2 separate regions of the Homo sapiens genome follow, and region 2 is linked to region 1. Evidence: chromatin contacts called from ENCODE Hi-C or POLR2A ChIA-PET data. All regions are on one chromosome and are shown on one strand. Each heading gives the region's core, a stretch centred on a gene start or an enhancer-like site at or near the end of the contact. The rest is flanking DNA. Distances are from core to core; before and after follow the strand shown. Region 1 holds the start of SARS2 (seryl-tRNA synthetase 2, mitochondrial). Region 2 overlaps ACTN4 (actinin alpha 4).

Evidence for each region. Hi-C counts contacts between places; a loop is a spot of excess contacts on that map. ChIA-PET counts read pairs that join two places held with the same protein, here RNA polymerase II (POLR2A). Pooled maps may share reads with other maps.
Region 2: a loop to region 1 is called in a map with no recorded cell type, with 4 times the contacts of the local background. The contact joins the enhancer-like site here to the promoter of SARS2 in region 1. A Hi-C loop is called at or near these places in 1 of 168 maps with a recorded cell type or tissue (natural killer cell), 1 of 37 single-sample maps with no recorded cell type and 4 of 50 pooled maps. POLR2A ChIA-PET finds 5 or more read pairs at or near these places in 5 of 52 experiments (A549, MCF 10A, OCI-LY7 and 2 more).

What each region holds. Positions count from the first base shown.
Region 1 is chr19:38,928,140-38,932,725 of GRCh38, forward strand. It overlaps SARS2 (seryl-tRNA synthetase 2, mitochondrial), which reads right to left and starts at 2,624. Exons shown (of 16, transcript NM_017827.4): 1 at 2,331-2,624. The coding sequence starts at 2,597. It overlaps MRPS12 (mitochondrial ribosomal protein S12), which reads left to right and starts at 2,805. Exons shown (of 3, transcript NM_033362.4): 1 at 2,805-2,859; 2 at 3,137-3,204; 3 at 4,194-4,586. The coding sequence starts at 3,156. The coding sequence ends at 4,561. RefSeq lists an enhancer at 2,249-2,708.
Region 2 is chr19:38,684,258-38,688,843 of GRCh38, forward strand. The region is part of intron 1 of ACTN4 (actinin alpha 4); the gene reads left to right. Among named protein-coding and RNA genes, the nearest start is that of ACTN4, 39 kb to the left of the region's middle. RefSeq lists enhancers at 409-548, 1,719-1,778. Within about 2 kb of position 1,679, at least 36 of the 41 ENCODE cell types and tissues checked have a DNase peak (open chromatin) inside an H3K27ac peak, as active enhancers do; they include Panc1 and natural killer cell, where a contact is called at or near this core.

The sequences.
Region 1 (4,586 bases), core at 1,374-3,873:
AGGCCGTGGCCAGTGGATCATTTGAAGTTAGGAGTTCGAGACCAGCCTGGCCAACATGGCAAAATCCATCTCTACTAAAAATACAAAAATTAGTTGGGTGTGGTGGTGCACAACTATAACCCTAGCTACTTGGGAGACTGAGGCACGACGATCACTTGAATCAAGGAGGCGGAGGTTGCAGTGACCGGAGATTGTGCGACTGCACTCAGGCCTGGGCGACAGAGGAAGACTCAGTCTTAAAAAACAAACGAACAAACAACAAAAACACACCCCTGGCCCCCCCCCCCGCAAAAAAAAAAAACAACAACTAGCACTTTACAAATGAAAGAGAATATAATTAAAGAACAAGAATGCATCACACGTGGTAAGAGCAATAATTGTTAATGAAACCGGTTTCAATTTTGGGTGTGTGTACTGGGTCAGGATGTGAAATGTATTTCTTACTCTTGGCCACAAAGTTTGAAAAAGCCTGCTAAAGGATGTGACGCTCTAAATTATCTACATGGCCATCAAATGGAATTTTCCATCCTACCTCCAGGCTTTTGTATATTCTGGTCCCCTACTTGGGATACTCTTCTTCCCTCTTCCCTGGTGATTTCTCAATCCACAGATCTTTGTTTAATGCCACCTCCTCTGAGAAGTCCTCCCAGGCTGTCCTCCACTTTGCCTTCACAGCATTTACCACAGATTATAATGAGTATATCTGTCTCTATGAATTTGATTACTCTAGGTAGTCAAATTTACCAGAAATTGTAATTAGTATATATGTATAGTTGTATATGTTAAATGTCTTTTAGTGGGGCATGGTGGCTCACATCTGTACTCCTAGCACTTTGGGAGGCCAAGGTGGGTGGATCACTTGAGGTCAAGAGTTCGAGACCAGCCTGGCCAACATGGTGAAACCCCGTCTCTACTAAAAATACAAAAATTATGCAGATGTGGTGGCATGTGCCTGTAATCCCAGCTACTCGGGAGGCTGAGGTGGGAGAATCACTTCAACCTGGGAGGCAGAAGTCGCAGCGCACTCCAGCCTGGGAGACAAGAGCAAAACTCCATCTCAAAAAAAAAATGTCTTTTACTAGACTGTGAACTCAGATCATGAGAGGGCACAGCAGGGTACTTAAGATTGTGGAGTCTGGGTGTGGTGGCTCATGCCTGTAATCTCAGCATTTTGGGAGGCCAGGGTGGGAGGATCACTTGGGCGCAGGAGTTCAAGACCAGCCTGGGCAACATAGTATGTCCCTGTCTCAACAAAAAATACAAAAGTTTAGCCGGGCGTGGTGGTGTCTGCCTGTAGTCCCAGCTACACGGGAGGCTGAGTGGGAGGATTATTTGAGCTCAGGAATTCAAGGTTCCAGTGAGCTATAATTGTACCACTGTACTCCATCCTGCCATCCTGGGCGACAGAACAACACCCTATCTCAAAAAAAAAAAAAAAAAAAGTGGATTCTAGGCCAGAAAGCACAGGTTAAAATTCCCACTCTGCCACTTCCCAGTTGCATGACCTAGCGCAAGTGAATTAGCTTCTCGAAGCCTTAGTTTCCCCTCTGATAAAATGGGAGAAATAATGGCACCTACTTCATAGAGTTGCTGTGAAAATTAAACGAGGTTAAAGTGAATAAAGCACTTCAAACAGGCTGGGAGGGGAGTCCAAGAGAGGAATGGGAAGACGTGGGGACCCCACTATCGTTAGCACCTCAACACAGAGATATTGTGAACCCGGTCCTAATTCCCTTTTATAAGTGCTAGCAATTTTATTATTATTCACCGCATATTTGCAACATCTAGAACACCGGAATATAGCAGTTGCACCTTAAGTATCAGTTTAATAGAACCATTCATTAATGGATTCATTCATTCATTCATTAACTCTATTTAACTGCCTGCTATGTGTGGCGGAGGTGCACAACTCTCCCTACCTCTCTCTCTAAACGCAAGAGCTCCACCACACCCCAGCCCTGACCCCGTCCGATTCACACTTGGCTCCCCATTTTCCTTTGTGGTCTTAGGGAAAGGCTGGCATGAGGTTGCAGCACGGAGGGCAATGTCACATAGCAAGTTCCTAAAGGACAGGAGGTACCCAGCGAGCAGTATGAAACAAGCGCATAATGGGTGTCCAGGACACAGTAGGCATTCTTGGCACATAGTAGGGCCTCAGCACTCACTGGACAACTGGCACATAAGTGGGTGCCATGCACAAGACGTTGGCTAACTTGGGAAATAACTAAAATTCCTACTACAGGTTCGCCCCCTGCCGGAGGGCATCTTGCAAACCCAATTCTTCCGTAAAGCAAACGTCTGCGCCCCCCGGCCGGCGCAGGCGCACTCACGATCGCGGGCAGGTCCGCCGAGCGCAGCTCCCCCTTGCGGAGCTCCAGGGCGTGTGCGGCCTCTTCTGGGCATGCGCAGAACCGCTCTATGTCCAGCTGAGGGAGTGCGCTGTAGCCCTCGCGCGCATACTCGTACAGGAGGTTCCGGTTTCGTTTCTCTGTAGTGAAACTTCTCCTTGGACTATCGTTGGAGATGCAGCCTCCCCGGGGCCGGAACCCCCGACGAGTCAGCAAAGGCCACAAGCGCCGCGCCATGGACGCAGCCATCTTGGACCGGGAACAAGGCGGCACTTCGTCCCGCCCACTCCGCGTTTAGACCAATTGCAAGGCAGCGAACCTGACCGTGACGAGCCAATCAGATCCTGAGGAAAGTTGACCGCGATAGAGTCCTTCGTCGCCCAATCGTCGTCTGTGTCCCGCCTCTTCAGTGACGCGAGGCAGAACCAGCCAATCCCTGCACGGATAGCGCCCGGAAGAGGCTAGAAGCTGGATTCAGCGTGTCCGCGACCTCACCTTTAGGTCCTGTGAGGTCGGTGGAATCCTGGGGTCCTCCAAATCTACCAGGCCATCTCCCCAGTTTCCCAGTTCTTCCTGCGTGCGGGCGAGAGTGGTTGGGCCCTCGGGAACCCACTCAGAGCGAGGCTAAATTTACGGAGGGACTTTCTGTTAGCAGCATGAGGGCCTGTGGTTAGACCTATAGAGGTATTTCCTTTGATTTAAGCCAGAAAGTCCTGAGAGCGGATCGGGGAGCATTTGCGGATCGGTCACTTTTTCCTCCTTTCTGAGTCTCTTATCCCCTACCACAGGGACGGCCCAGGTGGCAGGATGTCCTGGTCTGGCCTTCTCCATGGCCTCAACACGTCCCTAACTTGTGGTAAGTGGGGGACTTGGGCTTCAGGGACGAGGCTAGAGGGGGAGGGTTATTCGCTCTTGGACTTGTGTGCCTCCGTCGGAGCCCCGAGGGAAACGGGGGTGGAAAAACACGGTGGGGTTTTGGCAGAGCTAGGGCTGCTAGAGCAAGAGGTGGGAAGCAGCTGCATGGAGGGCTACTGCGTGTCAAGCGGCGTTTGGGTCAGTTTTATTATTTATTTATTTAAGATCTCCCTCTGTCGCCCAGGCTGAAGTGCAGCGGTGTGATCACAGCTCACTGCAGTCTCGACCTCCTGGGCTCAAGTGATCCTCCCGCCTCAGCCTCCCAAGTAGCTGGGACCACAGGCCTGCAGAACCACAACCAGCTAACTTTTTGATTCTTTGTAGAGAGGGAGGTCTCCCTGTGTCGCCCAGTCTGGCCTTAACTCCTGAGCTCAAGTGACCCTCCACAGCCTCCAAAAGTGCTAGGATTACATGCATGAGCCACTGAGCCTACTATTATTTTAAACAGCATTAAAAATAATGCTTCCTGGCCAGCCGTGGTGGCTCACGCCTGTAATCCCAGCACTTTGAGAGGCCGAGGTCAGGAGTTCGAGACCAGCCTGACCAACATGGTGAAACCCCGTCTCTACTTAAAAATACGAAGATTAGCCGAGCGTGGTGGTGGGTGCCTGTAGTCCCAGCTGCTCAGGAGGCTGAGACAGGAGAATTGCTTGAACCCAGGAGGCAGAGGTTGCAGTGGGCCAAGATTGAGGTACTGCACTCCAGCCTGGGCGACAGAGTGAGACTTTGTCTCAAAAAAAAAAAAGAAAAAAAAAAAAAAGGTAATGCTTCCTTGAAGAATAAAGAGTTACTTTTGTCTGTAGATAACATTAGATGTGAACAAATGCATCTTTGTAAAGTGCTTTAAACAATGCCTAAAACACCAAAATTGAGTTGCTACTACTCTAAGATCTGTTCTCTGGGATAATAACCCCTTTCGGCCCTCTCCAGGCCCAGCTCTGGTTCCCCGGCTCTGGGCTACCTGCTCCATGGCTACCCTGAACCAGATGCACCGCCTGGGGCCCCCCAAGCGGCCGCCTCGGAAGCTGGGCCCCACGGAAGGCCGGCCGCAGCTGAAGGGTGTGGTCCTGTGCACGTTTACCCGCAAGCCGAAGAAGCCCAACTCAGCCAATCGCAAGTGCTGTCGAGTGCGGCTCAGCACTGGCCGCGAGGCCGTCTGCTTCATCCCTGGGGAGGGCCACACCCTGCAGGAGCACCAGATTGTCCTTGTGGAGGGCGGCCGCACCCAGGACCTGCCAGGCGTCAAGCTCACCGTTGTGCGTGGCAAGTACGACTGTGGCCACGTGCAGAAGAAGTGACGGCTGGGGGCACAGTGGGCTGGGC
Region 2 (4,586 bases), core at 429-2,928, 240 kb before region 1:
TGCCTCTTGCTGTTGTTGGTTCAGGCTCAGCCCCTTAGTGGCTTTCATGGGGCAGGTTGACATGGTACCCAGAGTCCTCCTCGGTCCTCTTCCCATGGTGTAGTGAGAGCACTCAGGACCACCTAGGCCTTTCCTAGAAAACTGAACCCACACCTTCCCAGTGCTGCCCCACCCTGGTCCCCCACCCCCTGCAGGACAAACCACTCCTCCCTTGTTTTGGGGCCAGGAGTCAGATCTGCCCCTGAGAGCAGCAGGGGCCCCTTTGTCCTTTGACGTCATACCCACACCGCTCCTGGAGACAGCCACCCCTTCATGCCAGCCCCAGGAAGGCTTGTAGGTGGGGCGAGCCAGGGTGAGAGTGTAGCCCTGTTCCTCGGCCAGGGCAGATGTTTCACCATTTTTAATGGAGCAATTATGAGTCAGAGGTTTCAGTCTCTACTGGTTCCTCCCGATCCTATAATTACTCTTTGGCTATAGAATCCTATTTTGATCTCTTCTTTTCTTTTCTCTTCTTTCTCTCTCTGTGGTCATGGTCAGGTTTTTCTTTTTTTAAATCCTCCCAAGACACTGCTAATGTTGTCTGTCTCATGCATCCAAGGAATCTGAGATGGACTGAATATTGTCAAGGGAAAAAAAAAGAGACCCCCAAATCCAGAGTGATTTCTTAACCCACCCAAATGGCTTTTTGTTTGTTTGTTTGTTTGTTTGAGACGGAATCTCGCTCTTTAGCCAGGGTGGAAGGCAGTGGCGTGATCTCAGCTCACTGCAACCTCTGCCTCCTGGGTTCAAGCGATTCTCCTGCCTCAGACTCCCAAGTAGCTGTGATTACAGGCACATGCCACCAAGCCCAGCTAATTTTTGTATTTTTAGTAGAGATAGGGTTTCACCATGTTGACCGGGATGGTCTCGAACTCCTGACCTCGTGATCCACCCACCTTGGCCTCCCAAAGTGCTAGGATTACAGGTGTGAGCCACCGTGCTTGGCCAACCCACCCAAATTGTGTACCCTACACCATCCTAGTGCTTGGGAGCCAACACCCACTCACAGGAGGCTAAGGGCAAGTTTAGGTAACTCTTAACACCACGAATTAGTTGCCTGCTGGCAAACTTCAAACTCCAAGCCTGAAATTTCTGGTTGGAGTCACCTCCCAGATGGACTCAGGGATTCATTCACCCCCTCATCCAGTGCTCACGGAGCCTCTGTGAGGTGCAGGCCTGGAGAGGAGCCCTGTGGCCTCAGCAAAGGGCAGGCAGGCTGGTGAGCACCCAACCTCTGGATCGAGGGGACTCAATTATGCGGATAAAGGCCCCTAATCCTCTCAGTGCTCCAAACTCACTCTGCTTCTGAAAGGGATCTTCGTACCCTGGGTTCAGAGAGTAGGAAGCCCGCAGGGACCGAGTATGCATGAAACAAGCCCAAGTCTGTGGGGGCTGTACATGGTCAAGATCACAGATTTCCAGACCAAGCCAGCTCCACCCTAGCTGGGATGCCCACCCTGAGACACCCCTCTCTGCTTTCACTGGAATAGGATGGCCCTGACTTGGCCGGGTGGACTGTTGAATCAGAGCCTCTCAAAACAGGAAAAAGGAAAAGGATCACCAAGCAGGAGTTTCAGTTGTCAAAGACAAAACCCTTACCACGATTAAAGATTACTCCAGGGCCTCGCATATTCACCCTTCCACCAGCAGGGCCCAGTTTACGGATCATTTGAATACTAGCAAAAAAACAAGCCATCTGCTGGAGAGATTGAACAGAGGGAGAAACAGGAGTGTTTGCCCTGCTTCCAGACACCCCTTTCCTGTGGCAGTTCCTGCACCTGGCAAGATCTACTGGGGAATTCCCGGGGTCCCACTAGCTCAGGACGGGTGTGTAGCACTTGCCTAAATAACAATCCCATCAGTGCCCTGTCTGACCTTTTCTCCCCAAATGCCAAAGGCCTCTTGTCTGGATGAACAAATCCCTGGGCGGATTTGTCCAGACTAAAACGTTAATTCTAAAGACTGGGCCCCTTAGGCACTCGCTAAGATTCCAGGCCACACTGTCTCAAGGCCAGAATTGGCTTACTTGGCTATCTTTTTGAAAGATCAAAGTTTAAACCAGATGATCTGTAGTCCCCCACCCCCACCCTGAAACCTGAGCTTAGCTGTAAGCATTGAAAGTAAATGGGGTGTTTGTAGCTCACCCTCCCTGTTCTCCAGGTGAAGGGCCCCGTGTGCCTGATCATTTCATAGCAAAATGCTAGATGGGGCCAGAGGAGGCCCCAGCCTCTGCTGCTGCCCTAATTTTAAAACTGCCTTTTGGGAGTGTAAGTTTCCTCTGTTAAAGGTAGTTATTTCAAGGTAGGCCTCACCATCTCCTCCTCCTGGTGAGAAGCTCTGCCTGGAGGGCTGAGCACTGCCTCCCGCTCTGTGGGCCCCACCTGCCTTGGGTTGAGACCTATCTCTTCCTGGACTCTGTGTGGGGAGTGCAGGCTCTTCCCCTTGGGGAGAACCCAGTTCTTTGACGTATAATCTGAGTGGTTTGGGTTGGTTGGTTGGTTGGTTGGTTGGTTTCCCATGTGTGGGATGGCTCCGGAAGTCTGTTTGAGAACAGAGGCAGGCTCAGATGGGAGCAGCTCCTACCCCGGGCCGCCTATCCCCCTTTACCCTGGGGTTTCTTTTAGCTCCAAGCATCCATTCCAGTCTAACAAATCTGGTGGCAGAGTCTCTTTTTTTTTTTTTTTTGAGACAGAGTCTCACTCTGTTGCCCAGGCTGGAGTACAGTGGCACAATCTCGGCTCACTGCAGCCTCCGCCTCCTGGGCTCAAGCGATTCTCTTGCCTCAGCCTCCTGAGTATCTGGGATTACAGGCGTGTGCCACCACGTCTGGCTAATTTTTCTGTATTATTAGTAGAGACGGCTGGTCTCTACTAATAGTTCAAGACGGCTGGTCTTGAACTCCTGACCTCAAATGATCCACCTGCCTCAGCCCCCCCAAAGTGCTGGGATTACAGGCGTGAGCCCCTGCACCCAGCCCCTCTGGTTCTACTGAGACCTCAGATCTTTCATTTATGGAACAAGGGGGTTGGATTAGATTGTTCGCTCTCAGCCCTCACTTCATGTTAGACTCACTAGGTGGACTTTGTCAAATGTCATTGCCCAGGGCCCACCTTGAGGGAATCTGTCTCATTTTGCCTGTGGTGAAATTCAGGTATTTTTAAAAAGCTCCCAGGTCCCATACATCTATTGTCAATTGATTTTCAACAAGGGTGCAGGACCATTCAATGGGGGAAAGAATAGTGTTTTCAACAAATAGTGCAGGAACAACTATTAATAGATACCCATCTGCAAAGAATGAAGTTGAACCTTTACCTCACACCATATACAAAAATTAACTCCAAACGGATCAGATACCTAAATGTAAGAGCTAAAACTGTAAAACTCTTAGAAGAAAACACAAGTGTAAATCTCATGACCTTGGGTTAGGCAATGGTTATTAGATATGACAGCAGAAACACAACCGAAGAAAAATAGATAAATCAGACTGTTTCAAAACTGGAAACTTTTTGCTTCAAAGGACACTATTAAAGTAAAAGGACAACCCGCAGAATATTTACAAATTGTATATCTGATAAGGGTCTACTGTCCAAAATGTATAAAGGACTCTTAAATTCAACAGTAAAAAGACACACCAGTTAAAAATGGGCAAAGGATTCAAATAGACACTTCTCCAAAGAAGATCTACAAATGGTCAATAAGCACATGAAAAGGTGTTCGATGTCATTACTAATTAGGGCAAATCAAAACCATAACCACTACAAATGGTCAATAAGCACATGAAAAGGTGTTCAATGTCATTACTAATTAGGGCAAATCAAAACCATAACGTGGTTGGGCCTGGTGGCTCATGTCCATAATTCCAACATTTTTGGAGGTAGAAGTGGGAGGATGGCTTGGGGCCACGAATTGGAGACCAGCCTGGGCATCATAGTGAGACCCTGCCTCTACAGAGAATTAAAATAAAAAATTAGGCCGGGTATGGTGGCTCATGCCTGTAATCCTAGCACTTTGGGAGGCCGAGGCGAGTGGATCACCTGAGGTCAGGAGTTTGAGACCAGCCTGGCAAACATGGTGAATGAAACCTTGTCTCTACCAAAAAAAAAAAAAAAAAAAAACCCACAAAAATTAGCTGGACATGGTGGTGGGCGCCTGTTGTCCCAGCTAGTGGGGAGGCTGAGGTGGGAGAATCGCTTGAACCTGGGTGGGAGAGGTTGCATTGAGCCGAGATCACGCCATTGCACTCCAGCCTGGGCAACAGGGTGAGACCCTGTCTCTAAATAATAATAAAAATGAGAAATTGGCCAGGTGTAGTAGCATATTCCTGGGAGGCTGAGGTGGGCAGATTGCTTGAGCCCAGGAGTTCAAGGCTGCAGTGAGCTATGATGACACCACTGTACTCCAGCCTGGGCAACAGAGTAAGACCCCAACCCTAAAACAAAAAAAAACAGAAAACCACAATGAGATACCACTGCACACCCACCATGATGGCTATAATCAGAAAGTCAGATAATAAGTATTGACTAGGATGGGAGAAATCAGAACCCTCA